Linked DNA regions of Homo sapiens: all the other regions are linked to region 1. Evidence: chromatin contacts called from ENCODE Hi-C or POLR2A ChIA-PET data. All regions are on one chromosome and are shown on one strand. Each heading gives the region's core, a stretch centred on a gene start or an enhancer-like site at or near the end of the contact. The rest is flanking DNA. Distances are from core to core; before and after follow the strand shown. Region 1 holds the start of PPFIA1 (PPFI scaffold protein A1). Region 2 overlaps SHANK2 (SH3 and multiple ankyrin repeat domains 2). Region 3 overlaps CTTN (cortactin). Region 4 overlaps ANO1 (anoctamin 1).

The links. Hi-C counts contacts between places; a loop is a spot of excess contacts on that map. ChIA-PET counts read pairs that join two places held with the same protein, here RNA polymerase II (POLR2A). Pooled maps may share reads with other maps.
Region 2: a pooled map shows a loop between it and region 1 (3-fold over the local background). The contact joins the enhancer-like site here to the promoter of PPFIA1 in region 1. A Hi-C loop is called at or near these places in 9 of 37 single-sample maps with no recorded cell type and 4 of 50 pooled maps.
Region 3: a pooled map shows a loop between it and region 1 (3-fold over the local background). The contact joins the enhancer-like site here to the promoter of PPFIA1 in region 1. A Hi-C loop is called at or near these places in 2 of 37 single-sample maps with no recorded cell type and 4 of 50 pooled maps. POLR2A ChIA-PET finds 5 or more read pairs at or near these places in 1 of 52 experiments (PC-3).
Region 4: POLR2A ChIA-PET joins it to region 1 with 12 read pairs in A673. The contact joins the enhancer-like site here to the promoter of PPFIA1 in region 1. POLR2A ChIA-PET finds 5 or more read pairs at or near these places in 2 of 52 experiments (A673 and K562).

Annotation. Positions count from the first base shown.
Region 1 is chr11:70,268,895-70,271,939 of GRCh38, reverse strand. PPFIA1 (PPFI scaffold protein A1) reads right to left here and starts at 1,250. Exons shown (of 28, transcript NM_003626.5): 1 at 1,026-1,250. RefSeq lists silencers at 646-1,075, 1,116-1,665.
Region 2 is chr11:70,480,817-70,483,861 of GRCh38, reverse strand. All of the region lies in intron 25 of SHANK2 (SH3 and multiple ankyrin repeat domains 2), which reads left to right. Among named protein-coding and RNA genes, the nearest start is that of CTTN, 84 kb to the right of the region's middle. Within about 2 kb of position 1,566, at least 13 of the 41 ENCODE cell types and tissues checked have a DNase peak (open chromatin) inside an H3K27ac peak, as active enhancers do.
Region 3 is chr11:70,435,558-70,438,602 of GRCh38, reverse strand. It overlaps CTTN (cortactin), which reads right to left. Exons shown (of 18, transcript NM_005231.4): 18 at 2,028-3,045. Among named protein-coding and RNA genes, the nearest start is that of CTTN, 39 kb to the right of the region's middle. Within about 2 kb of position 1,547, at least 2 of the 41 ENCODE cell types and tissues checked have a DNase peak (open chromatin) inside an H3K27ac peak, as active enhancers do.
Region 4 is chr11:70,122,839-70,125,883 of GRCh38, reverse strand. It overlaps ANO1 (anoctamin 1), which reads right to left. Exons shown (of 26, transcript NM_018043.7): 9 at 1,470-1,534. Among named protein-coding and RNA genes, the nearest start is that of ANO1, 46 kb to the right of the region's middle. RefSeq lists an enhancer at 1,883-2,521. Within about 2 kb of position 1,408, at least 4 of the 41 ENCODE cell types and tissues checked have a DNase peak (open chromatin) inside an H3K27ac peak, as active enhancers do.

The sequences.
Region 1 (3,045 bases), core at 1-2,500:
CCAAAGGACTACCCTCACAAAAAAGGGCAAGCCCTGGGGTAGTCTGTTTGCAAAGCTGTACTTGTTTTTGCTGAAAACAAGTGTGCTTCTGTTACCTATTTTTTTTACTTCCCAGTGGGGTGGGGAGGGTGGGGGGGTAGGGGGGGAGAAAGTCAAAACACATGTCACCCAATCATTTTTCAGGAAAAGCACAGAAGGAGCATACAACCAGCAAAACTGACAAGTACAAAATCCATCAGGCATCTTGCAGGAATGTGTGCAGTCAGCTCCCGGGAAGAACTGACGGCTCCCTGAATTCTTGGGCTGGATTTGGTGAGCACTAAAAGGAACCGGATTCGTTAAACGCTGGTAGAAGTGTTTTCCAATGGCTGCAACGGTTGGTCAACCTAACTTACGTAAGTTTACAACCGAAAAAAAAAATCCACAATGGAAATATAGCAGGTCGATACAGCCGGGGGCGGCTAGGAAAGAGGGAAAAGTGAAAGGTGAGATTACGAGAGTCTATTAAGTGTCTGGGATATAAAGACAGCGCCAGGGAAAGGGGAAGTCGCTTCTGAGCCTTTCGGGCAGTACTGGGGGCGCGGTGGACCCCTGAGAGGGGGATGCCCCAGACGGCGCACCTGATGGGGATGGTGACCTCCAGCCTGCTCGAGCCGCACTCCTCCCCTCCTGTATCAGGTGCGGCGGAAGCCCCGAACCCCGGGGGGTGAGGACCGTTGACAACGGAGCCCGCTCGGGCCAGGGCTTTCAGCGGCCACAGGTCCCCGCCCCTCGCCCCAGCGCCCGGGTCACGGGGCGCGGGGCTCGGGGAGGGGCAGCGCGCAGTCCCCGGAGCCGTCCCTTGGGGCGCGGGTGTCCCGCCGGAGCTCTCCCAGCGCGACCCGGCGCCGCGGCCTCGCCCCCACCCGTCCCGGAGCGCACCCTTCCCCGCGGAGACATCTAATCGGCTGCGTGGCCGCCGCGGAGACCGGGACGCGCCGGTGACGCCTGGGCCCCGAGCCTGCCTCAGTGTCCCGCTCCCTTACCTTGCTCGCCGGCGGGAGCGGGCGAGGAGGCTCCGCGGCGGCTCGCGGGCGGCTGCTCGCTCCGGGAGAGCTTGGGAGCCGACGAAAGCAGCCCGCGGCCGGCGTCCGCCTGCCCGCCCCACGCCGCGGCCCCGGGGCCCGCCGCCCCAGTCACTAAGGCCGGCCCGCGGCCGGACACTGGCGGAGCGGAGGAGGAGCGGGCCCGGCTGCGCGGCGCCGGCGTCTACGTGCCCGACGTCGAGCGCGTCGGCGCGAGCGTCAGCACCGCCCCGGGGGCGGGGCCCGAGGAGCACCTTGGCCCGAGTACGCAAGCGCTGTCTCCTCAGGAGGGGGCGGGAGGCGGCCCCGGGGCACTGATTGGCTGAGCGAGACGGGAGCCACGCCCCCCAGGCCCCGCCCGGGTCGCGGGGGAGGGGGCGGTCTCCGGGATGAGCCACAGGTGGGCGCTCAGGTGCTCGCCGGGTCAGCGTCTTCCTCCGGGCGTCCCCAGTTTCCCCCCACGGCTGCAGGGACGCCGGAGGCCTTTGCTGAGTGTCTACCGCGCCTCGAGTTCTGAGCTGGACGCGTCCGGCACGTCAGGTCCCTCCCGAGCTGGAGGCTCTGGATTCGCACCTTGCAGAAGAGCGAACCGAGGCTTCAGTCACCACCGAGGACCCAGACCCCGCCCGCCGCGGCGCCCCTACGGTCTCCCTGGGCCTGATCTGGGTTCAGAAGGACGGAGTTCCCGCCAGGACCCACTTACGGAGCGCTGCCTGCCGCACCTGGGGACGTCCCGGCGCAGCGTCCAGAGTGCAGGCTTTGCCGCTGTGGCTTTCACTCTGCAGCGTGGGCCCGGGCGACTCGGGAAACCCGCCTGGGCTTCAGCGCCTCCGATGTAGGATGGGAAAATGATGCAGACCTACCTGCGAGGCTGCTTTAAGACATGAATCAGATGTGAAGAGCGACTAGTTGAGAGCCTGACGGGCAGCACTGCGCGAGTCTTGGTCATTTCATCTTTTCCGCAAGTTTTTTTTTTTTTCCAGACGTTGTTTCACTCTTGTCACCCAGGCTGGAGTGCAATGGCGCCATCTCGGCTCACTGCAACCTCTGCCTCCCGGGTTCAAGTGATTCTCCTGCCTCAACCTCCCGTGTAGCTGGGATTACAGGCGCACGCCACCAAGTCCAGATAATTTTGTATTTTTAGTAGAGACGGGATTTCTACATGTTGGTCGAGCTGGTCTCGAACTCCTGACCTCAGGTGGTCTGCCCGCCTCAGCCTCCCAAAGTGTTGGGATTACAGGCGTGAGCCACTGCGCCCGGCCTCAGCAAGAATTTTTAAACATCTACTATGGGCCAAGTCTTGTGCTAGATGTTGCAGATACGGAGATGAATAGAGACACCTCTAATTAATTAAAGCGGATGCCCTCCCCACTCCTCCCAGGATTTGACTCGGAGCACAAACTCTTCACAAACCAAAATGTCAGGACACCATCGCCAGTGTCCACTGGCCACTGCTGTTGGTGTGAGGCAGCCAGGAGCCCCTCAGAACTAGTAAGTCTGAGAAGAGGCTGCACGGGGCCTAGGAGAGGGAGAAATGAGCCCGTCCAAGGTGAATTCCTTGATTCTCCATTGTGAGTGCACCAAGAACAAGCACTCCCTCCGACTGACTCTCGCCTACCAGGATCTGGAACACCTTCCATTAATTTATTCGTTCATTCAATAAATATTTATTGACTGACTACACATAGATATGAATATGTACTTTTTGCCCCTAGTTTCTTGCTATTTTAAAAGTGTAAAAATGGCCAGGTGAGGCCGGGTGCGGTGGCTCAAGCCTGTAATCCCAGCACTTTGGGAGACCCAGGTGGGCAGATCACTTGAGGTCAGGAGTTCAAAACCAGCCTGGCCAACATGGTGAAACCCTATCCCTACTAAAAATACAAAAATTAGCCGGGTGTGGTGGCGGGCATCTGTAATCCCAGCTACTCAGGAGGCTGAGGTGGAAGAATAGCTTGAACCTGGGAGGTGGAGGTTGCAATGA
Region 2 (3,045 bases), core at 317-2,816, 210 kb before region 1:
GAGTATCGATAGGCTGGCATTGGTATAGAGAAGCACAGTTACACTGCAGACATTCAGACAGTGCCTCCAGTCAAGGAGAAAGTCTAAGAATTATGTACGTATACACCTACAAGTACACTCAACAGCCTCCAGGAATTTTGAGAAAGGGTGTTGCTTTGCCGCTCAGGCTGGAGTGCTGTGACGTGATCACGGCTCATTGCAGCCTTGCAGCCTAGACCTCCTGGGCTTAAGCAATCCTCACACCTCACCTAGCCTCCTGAGTAGCTAGGACAATAGACGCATGCCACCACACCCAGCTATTTTTTTTTTTTTTTTTTTTTTTTTTGGTAGAGATGAGGTCTCACCATGTGTCCCAGGCTGGTCTCGAACTCCTGGGCTCAAACGAACCACTCACCTCAGCCTCCCAAAGTGCTGGGATTGCAGGCATGAGTCACTGCACTGGGCCAAAAATCTGAAAAACTGACTAGTTTAACCCTTCCCCATTACATACTAATGTGGCTCTTCCGTCATTACTCTATGTGGAAGCAATAATTAAAGAGGCCTTATCTTAGTGTTTCACATTTTTACAAAACACTTTCTCATGGGTGGGTAATTTTTATGACAACTGGGGAGCAGGTATGAGTCACACCCATTTTTCAGAGGATAAGTGGCTTGTCCACATACACAGCCAGCAGGAGGCAGAGCTGGGACACAGGCTGGGGTTTCCTGACTCTCACTTCCCCTTGTAAGCAATGTCTGCAGTAAGGAAGGAGCTGGAAGGGAATGGCTCTAGGGCTGGAGGAAGGAATCCACTGTTCAGGTCAGCAGGGCATCCTGCACCAAGCTGTGCTCCCCTGAGCACTCCACTCGGGGAGTCCAGGGACCCCGTCCATGGAGACCTCTCCCTGAGTGGCAGCTGGACAGCTCATCCCCTCTACTCGTCTTCAGGCTGGGCCAGCTCCTGGGGTGCCCACAGGGGAGTGGGACCCCAACTTGCAGCGTCTCTAGGGTTTCTCTGCCCTGCATTTCTCCAGGGGGACCCTGAGAGGGGGCTGGCTCAAAGCAGACTTCATAGGGCAGAATCCTGCTGTACTCTGAAGGAGAGCAGCTGCATACCACCGCCGACCCACGCGTGAGTGCCAAGAACGGCCGCCTCCCAGCTGTCCTGTTATTTATAGCCCGGCTCTCTTACAGTAAGAACAGGAGCCCACACCTATGACACAAAGCATTCACCAAACGCCAGGCACTACATTCCACGGCACCCCTGAGCCAGGGCCTGTAATTTTTCCCACTGTGTGAACAAGGAAGCAGAAGGCAGGGCGGTGAAGCTACTGAGCCGAGGCTACTTCACAGGAAGACGCGGAACTAGACCTCCAACCCATGGAGCTGGCTCAGGGTTTGACTCCTCACCTTGTGGGAGCCAGGGACTGCCTTGGAAGGAATGACCAACTGGCAAACCGAACACCTGCAAGGCTGAGACTGCCGCGGGCGGGGCTGCTCTCAGGCCTCTGACTGTCCTTAGGCCAAGCTCTTTGGTCAGCAAGAGGCTAATAGCAGGCTTAGTCACTAGGAGGTCACCCTGCGGCCGATAACAGCAGGCTTAGTCACTAGGGGTTCACTGGCACTGCCAAGCTCCCAGAGGCCATGTCTGTTCCCTTCTTGCTCCCGGCCAAGGGTTACACTTTACACTCAGAGTTGGACTAGAAACAGGATGGCCTGAGGCCAGAGGACAAAGATGAAGAGCATTCACTGTAGGCACTAAACTAGGCTCAATCCTCTCCCTCGCCCTTGCTTCTCGGATCTAATAACCTCACCAGGCTGAGCACTTGGGACAAAGCCCCCATGGAGGTGCGCCACGGCCACGGGACACACTGACAAGGACAAGTGGGGGGCAGTCAGAACCACCACTGGGGGGGGGTCCAGGACGGAGTTGCCAGGGCACCAGAGCTGTCCCCCTTGCCGTGAGGGCTGTCTCCTCTCAGCCACAGACCTATCTCTCAGCATGTCTCCTTTGCTGGGCGTGGTCTTCACTGATGGGCCCTGGGCATTTGATCATCTGAGGATCAGAGGGAGCCTTAAGAACTCTCACCTGAGTTCACCGCCTGGGCGACTCACCACCACCTTTAAATGCATCTAAAAATTAAGAGCTGTGAATGGCCCTGGGCAAAATGAGGCACGAAATTGGATGAAGGGAATTCCTACCGAGGAAAAAGAAATGAGTTTTTCTAGGGAAAATTGAAAACCAGCCATGCTTTTTGAAATGACAGATAAGCAGTGGTGTAAAAATCCCATTTCCATAGAAACAAGTTTTGACTGCCCAAGAAAGGGACAATTTTTAGAGCTGTTCCTCAAATGTTCATTCATGAAATGGGCAGAAACCTCAGCTGAACTTGACCCTTTTAAAGTTCCTCTCATCCTTGGATTCTTCCTTTCTTTTCACTTCTTGCAAGAATCCAGGATGGGATCAAAGGAAGCAGCTGAAGATTAAACAACTAGATCCTTGTTTTCCTTGGGTATGTTTGATTTAACTTTAGCCGTGAATGAGTCTCTGATGCTCAAAGCTCTTCCCTGAAATCAAGGATGACATGGAATTTGCAGGCGTCTTAATTACAAATACGCCGACGAAAGGAAGATGATGAAGTAGTTCTCTTTAGTACATAATGTTAAAAGAGAAAAAAGTACATCATATTAGAGGCATCTCCCAGGGTGATCTGAAAACACCCTGCCAAGAATGGAGGCGTCAGTTCTAAGAAAAGTGTTCCAGGACCACCTGGCCTGATTATTCCAGGAGGTAGTCTCATCTTTGATCTCAAACTGGATCAAAGTGAAGGAAACTGGTTTGGGGAAGGAAGAGTGAGTGTGTCTCTGTGAAGAGTCAGTGGTCCCTCCTCAGCAGAATGCCAAGACAACAGCTGCCAGCCCAGAGGCCTGACAGTGCTGCACGCTGGGGGTCCCAGCACAGGAGCCTGGGGCTGCAAAAGCTCAGAGCCGGAAGCTCCTCAGGTGCAGGCCTAGGAGACTGACTGGACACTCAGACTTGGAATCATGGCCCAGCCCCACTGTCTC
Region 3 (3,045 bases), core at 298-2,797, 170 kb before region 1:
GCACACCTGTAGTCCCAGCTACTCGGGAGGCTGAGGCAGAACTGCTTGAACCTGGCAGGTGGAGGTTGCAGTGAGCTGAGATTGTGCCATTGCACTCCAGCCTGGGCAACAGAGCAAGACTCTGTCTCAAAAAGAATAAATTGATTAAAAAAATAAAAATCAGCACAGTGGTGGAATCAGATTTATTGTGTCAGCTTCCCCAGTGCTGAGCCATCTCTCTTACTCAACATCTCCCCTCCAAGGCCCAGCACACAGTATGTGCACAGTTAATACCATGTCAGCCACTCTGAACATCTTGGGTTGAAGAAGCATTCGCCAGCATATCTTCCAGGAGCAAAGTAAGCATTTTCACCCCGACAAAGCACTCTCCATGCTGTGCCCACATCTGAGCGCCCAGAGTGGCCAGCAGTGGCTCCAGTGGCTCTTGGAGGTGCCTGTGTGCCGACGGCTCCCTATGTGCCACAAAATCGTTTTCCATGTCTGGGCACCAAGAGAGAAAAGCACGTCCATGTCCTGCCCTCCCTCCTCCAGCAGGCTGAGAGCAAGCTGCTCCCAGGCAAGCATGCCCCTAGGCTGTTCTTCAGGCCAGAGGGGACTTGGGGAGTGAATCCAACTTTGAGACAGAAGGCACGGTGAGCTGACATTAAAACGACCACATCTACGCTGGGCACGGTGGCTCATCCCTGTAATCCCAGCACTTCGGGGGGCCGAGGCAGGTAGATCACTTGAGGTCAGAAGTTCTAGACCAGCCTGGGCAACATGGTGAAACCACGTCCCTACTAAAAATACAAAAAGTAGCCAGGTGTGGTGGCATGCACCTGTAGTCCCAGCTACTTGGGAGGCTGAGGTGGGAGGATTGCTTGAGCCCTGGGTGCACAGGTTGCAGGAGCGGAGATCACGCCACTGTACTCCAGCCTGGGCGAAAGAGCAAGACCCTTTCTCAAGAAACAGAAACAAAAAACCCCAACCACATCTAAAAAGAAAGCGGCTAAGATTCAGGTGGTTGGCTCCAGGCACTCAAGCTGCCAGGCCACGCTTGGCCACCAATAGAACAGAAACACAGACCCACTCAAGATGTGTCCCGCTCCTGTTGAGCCCCTGCCATGCTCATCCGCAGGCGGCACAGGCACACACCGACTGGGCAGACAGTGGGCCAGCGGGGGCCCTTTCTGCATGGCCCCCTCCCTTCGTCACACCCTGTCCTCCAGCCCCCTGACCCCGTCTGCCCACCCTGGCTGGGACTTTCCCCTGGTTCACAAGCCTTCATGCCTCATTTCTTCAGGACTCAGCTCCCTGCAGGTGGCTGCAATCTCACCCAGCAGACAGGCCCTGTGTGGGACGGGGCTCGCCGTTAGGGCTGCAACCCTGTGATGCAGAACCCACAGCAGCCCGGTTGTGGCAGGAGGGCGGGGGCACTCTCACGTTAGGCTCCTGTGGGCAGAGCTGGCAGAGGCACTGTTTCCTAAGCCAGAGGCAGGTGTGGGACAGCCCAAGGGAGGAGGCAGTGCTCCGTCACCACCCAGGTTGGAAGGGGTAGCAGGCATGTCGTGTAGCCGAAAGCTCCCTGGGAGCACCTGATGGGCAGAAGTGTGAGCCGGAACCCAGCTCCCCAGCACCCCCGGCTCCCGAGGGCACACCTGCTCCCTCAGTGCCACTGTTCCCCTTAGCCTTTAACTTCTGGTGCCCCTGAGCAAAACGAGACTGGGAGCAAAATCCCCCTCAGGATTTGAGAACTGTAATTCAGAAATGACTTTTAAGCACAGAGTGTTTTATTTTGCTTGGAACCTTTGTGCAAAAAACTGAATCATCTGCCAGAGTAAACACATTTCAGTTCATAAGCAGCACCTTTGAATGAACACTGAAAAGGGAACGTACGGTTCGGTCTAAAGCCAGAACAGAACGCGTGAGACGCACTGGACGGCAGGAGAGCCTCCGCCAGCCCAGGTCCGGGGCGCAGGACACCGAGAGTGTCGACGCAGCTTCCACTGCAGAACGGAGTGACCACAGACCAAAGCAAATCACGCAAGTGGATCAAAAAATGTTTATTCTGAATTCTTTAATTTAAAAAAATCATACCTATGAGGTGTGCTACAGGAATTCAGATACAATAAGTTGCATATAAAACCCGACCTCATTGCTCATTGTGGTAAAGCAAGGATGATGAGAAAATGCACCTCAGGAGCAAAAACACGCTTCACGGGCACTCCGGGACCCAAGTCCCGAGACATTTCCACGTGACCTTCTGGAAAGACACACCGCCCACCTGACTGCACGACGGGACTGGTCCAGCCTCCCGGCTCCTCAGGAAGGAGATGAGTTTCCTACAAAGTGAGTGGCCACAAATGCCAGGACAGCGGTGTCCTGGAGCTGTGGGGGGACCTTGGGGAAGAACACACACTCATCTGCACTTCACACTTCTAGCCTTCAACTGATCAAACTACTGAAATTGAACATGATATTTTGGCAAAAATACTACACCCCCATTGACAGGAGGAGGGTTCCTGGCGGCTCACAGCAGAGCAGGCACTGCCTTCCTTCCCAAGGCCGAGAGGCCATGCTGTGACATGGCACACACACCGCCCCAGGCTGCCCGGTGGCCCAGGGACCATATGGGTGACAGTTAAGACATCAGCCTTTGTGAAAAGCCAAGCCCGACGCAGACCTCAACTGCACTGTGCGTCCCAATCCAGAGACCCGCGGGGCAGGGGAGGATTTCAAGGACTCAGTGACACTGCCCGGCGGGGACAGGAGAGGCTCCCAGCAGCCCTCCCGGTGACCTGGGCATCAGGGGATGGGTAGAGATGAGGACAAGCCGGAGTGGGCACAGGAAAAAAACCAGGGTCTCTGCTAGAAGTCACCTGATCCTGCGGGCTGTCACGGTATGACATAGGCAGATTTCCCATCTGACATGGCAGCTCCTGTGCTCTGGGTGACTTAGCTCCGGGTTAACTTCCATCAGGCCCAGTCCTCTCCTCCCCAGCAGTGAGACTCTAGAGGAAGCCCCTCGTCTGGGACAGTCCTTCCTGCCTACCCGCCACAGGGCCG
Region 4 (3,045 bases), core at 159-2,658, 150 kb after region 1:
CTGAAGCCCTCCCCTCTTCTCTCTTTTTTTGTTTTTTTTTGAGATGGAGTCTCGCTCTGTTGCCCAGGCTGGAGTGCAGTGGCGCTATCTCGGCTCACTGCAAGCTCCACCTCCCGCGTTCACGCCATTCTCCTGCCTCAGCCTCCCGAGTAGCTGGGACTACAGGAGCCCGCCACCACGCCCGGCTAATTTTTTGTATTTTTAGTAGAGATGGAGTTTCGCCGTGTTAGCCAGGATGGTCTCAATGTCCTGACCTCGTGATCCGCCCCCTTCGGCCTCCCAAAGTGCTGGGATTACAGGCGTGAGCCACCGTGCCCAGCCTCTTCTCTTTCTTTTTCTTTTCCTTTCTTTCTTTTTTTTTTTTTTTGAGATAGAGTTTTGCTCCTGTTGCCCAGGCTGGAGCGCAGTGGCACAATCTCGGCTCACTGCAACCTCCGCCTCTCAGGTTCAAGCGATTCTCCTGCCTCAGCCTCCTGAGTAGCTGGGACTACAGATGCTTGCCACCACGCCCATTGCATTTATTTATTTATTTATTTATTTTGAGATGGAGTCTTGCTCTGTCGCCCAGGCTGCAGTGCAGTGGCGCGATCTCGGCTCACTGCAACCTCCGCCTCTCGGGTTCAAGCGATTCTCCTGCCTCAGCCTCCCTAGTAGCTGGGACTATAGGCATGCACCATCACTGCCAGCTAACTTTTGTATTTTGGGTAGAGACGGGGTTTCACCATGTTGGCCAGGCTGGTCTCGAACTCCTGACCTCAAGTAATCCACCTGCCTCAGCCTCCCAAAGTGCTGCGATTACAGGCGTGAGCCACCGCGCCCGGTCCCCACTTCTCTGTGGTGCCTTGGGAAGGTGGGCGCTTTTCCGTGTGCGATGGCCCATGCTGATGGCTGTGGGCCTACTTCCCCTGAGGCTGTGGGCTCCATTCCAAGCCCTGTTCAGCATAAGGACTGGAAAGAACCTTGGCCGGGAGGTGCCAAGAAAACCAATTGCTCCTCATATTAAGCGTGGTTGGCAGTTTGATGGCTTGAATGGATTTCTACCAGTCGAGCTCTGGCGGGCAAGTTGCCTAACCTGGTCGGCCCCTCCTTCCTGCCCTGTGAGGACAGAGATCCTCTTGGGAGAGAAGAAATCCTTCCACATTTGAGGCAGCTCTTTCCTTCCCCTCCACGTCTCAAATCCGGAAAACCCTCCCGCCGCCCAGTGAGGCCAGGCCAGGCAGTGAATTTAGGAGATGGTAAATGTGACTGAAAAGGGCCCGACCTCCAGGGAATTTGAATAAACTGCTTCATCTAATGCTGGCCCAGGCTCTCAGCCCTGCAGGGACATTTTGGGTCTTCCTACACAAGCTCTTTGAGTTCAAACACGTTCCCGGGTACTGAACATTCAGAGCGGTTGAAACCCACAGGGATGTTATCCGACTGCCATCGGAGTAGGGACTTGATTCCCGCAGGCTGTGGCGCGTTCTTACCTGACCAGGTCGATGGGCTGGTACTTATAGAAAACTCCATAGCGTGCCCACTCTTCGTACAGGAGCTGAGGGGGAGGAAGCAGTGGGGTTGGTGACAATGTGGCACTCCGAGGTTGCTCCCCGGAACGCAGAGCTGCGGGGACTGAGCCTCCGTGACATCATTCATTCATCCCATAAACACTTCTTGAGAGTGGGCTGTGTGGGCTGTGAACGTGGGGATGGGAAAGAAGCTTCTGGCAGGTTATGGAATGTGAGCTCTTTGTGATTTGACCTGGAATTGATCTAAATGGGCCAGACGCTGTACGGCTTCTTACCTTTAGGGTTTTTGGTCATCCCCATCAGACACCAAACCATTCTTTATAAAGGTCACAAAGTCACCAGGGTTTTGAGCAGAGAAATACCAGTGGTGAAATTTTAAAAACTCTCACGGGATGCAAAGATACTCGAGGTTTATCTCCTGAGATGGGCTGTCTGATTAAAACAGCTCTTCATGAAATAAGTGAAATTGACACACACCCTGTTACCCCCCCAGGCTTTGGGCAGGGACAGTAATGAGTTTGGTGGATTGGAAGCCTTGTGTGAACATGTAAAGGGTGTCCTGATGAAGATGCTGGGTTAGGACTGCTAGTAAAAAAATAAAAAAATAAACCCGCGCATGTGGGTGGTTAATGCTTTACAGACCTCAACTCAAAGCCCAGGCTCATACATCATGCCCGCCCAGGGCTACAGGGCCACACTCAGGGAAGGCAGGATTCAGGTACCTTGAGGGGCCCAGAGGCTGTCCTGGGACAGAGCAGCTGCCCACCAGGAGCCAGAGGTGGGGCAGCTGCCCTCCTCCTCAGCTCAGAGCCCATTCTGGGGCCAAGCTGCCTCCCAAACTCAGAGTCAAGGTCATGGCTGGGGGACGAGGGAACCCCTTGGAGCCTCCATAACTCCTCCAGTGCCTGGAGGGCAGGAAGTGAGTGTGAGCCATCTCCACAGCTGACATAGCCTCGCGTGCCTGAGCGTCTCCTCTGGGGTAACACGGGCTGTGCACTATAGAGACCCCCCACTGACAAACAGGGAGGGGAAACAGTGCAGGTGTACCCACGGCTGCCCCCACCCAAACTCACAGGTGGAGGGCGTATTCCTGAGATCCATAGAGGGGCCGCCTGCTGCTGCACAGCCCCCCGAAACCACCAGCCTCACCTGCAGCTAAGCATGGCCATGGTTGGAGGGGCTTGTGACTTGTCTGCGGCCCTGGGAAGGTTCCCCCACCCCCGAATCGAGAGTCCTGGGCAGACCCCTTCCCCCATCCCTGTCTCCTCCTTTACACTGAAGGATGCGATCTCTCCTCCCAGGGCATGGAGAGAAGGCAGATGGGCTCATGCGAGTTAGTGATGTGCGAAAGGTACAGGGTGTTTCTGCATCAGTGCGTTTCCTTAGGCAGATAACGATGAAAAGGCCACAGTTTTACTGTGTACATAGGGAAGCCTCGGCCAGCAAACCTTGATGAAGCGGAGCCACACCTCTGCAAAAGCAAAGCAGCCATCGCTAACCTGGGCAGCTTCCTCCTCTCACCTAGAGTCAAGCTGCT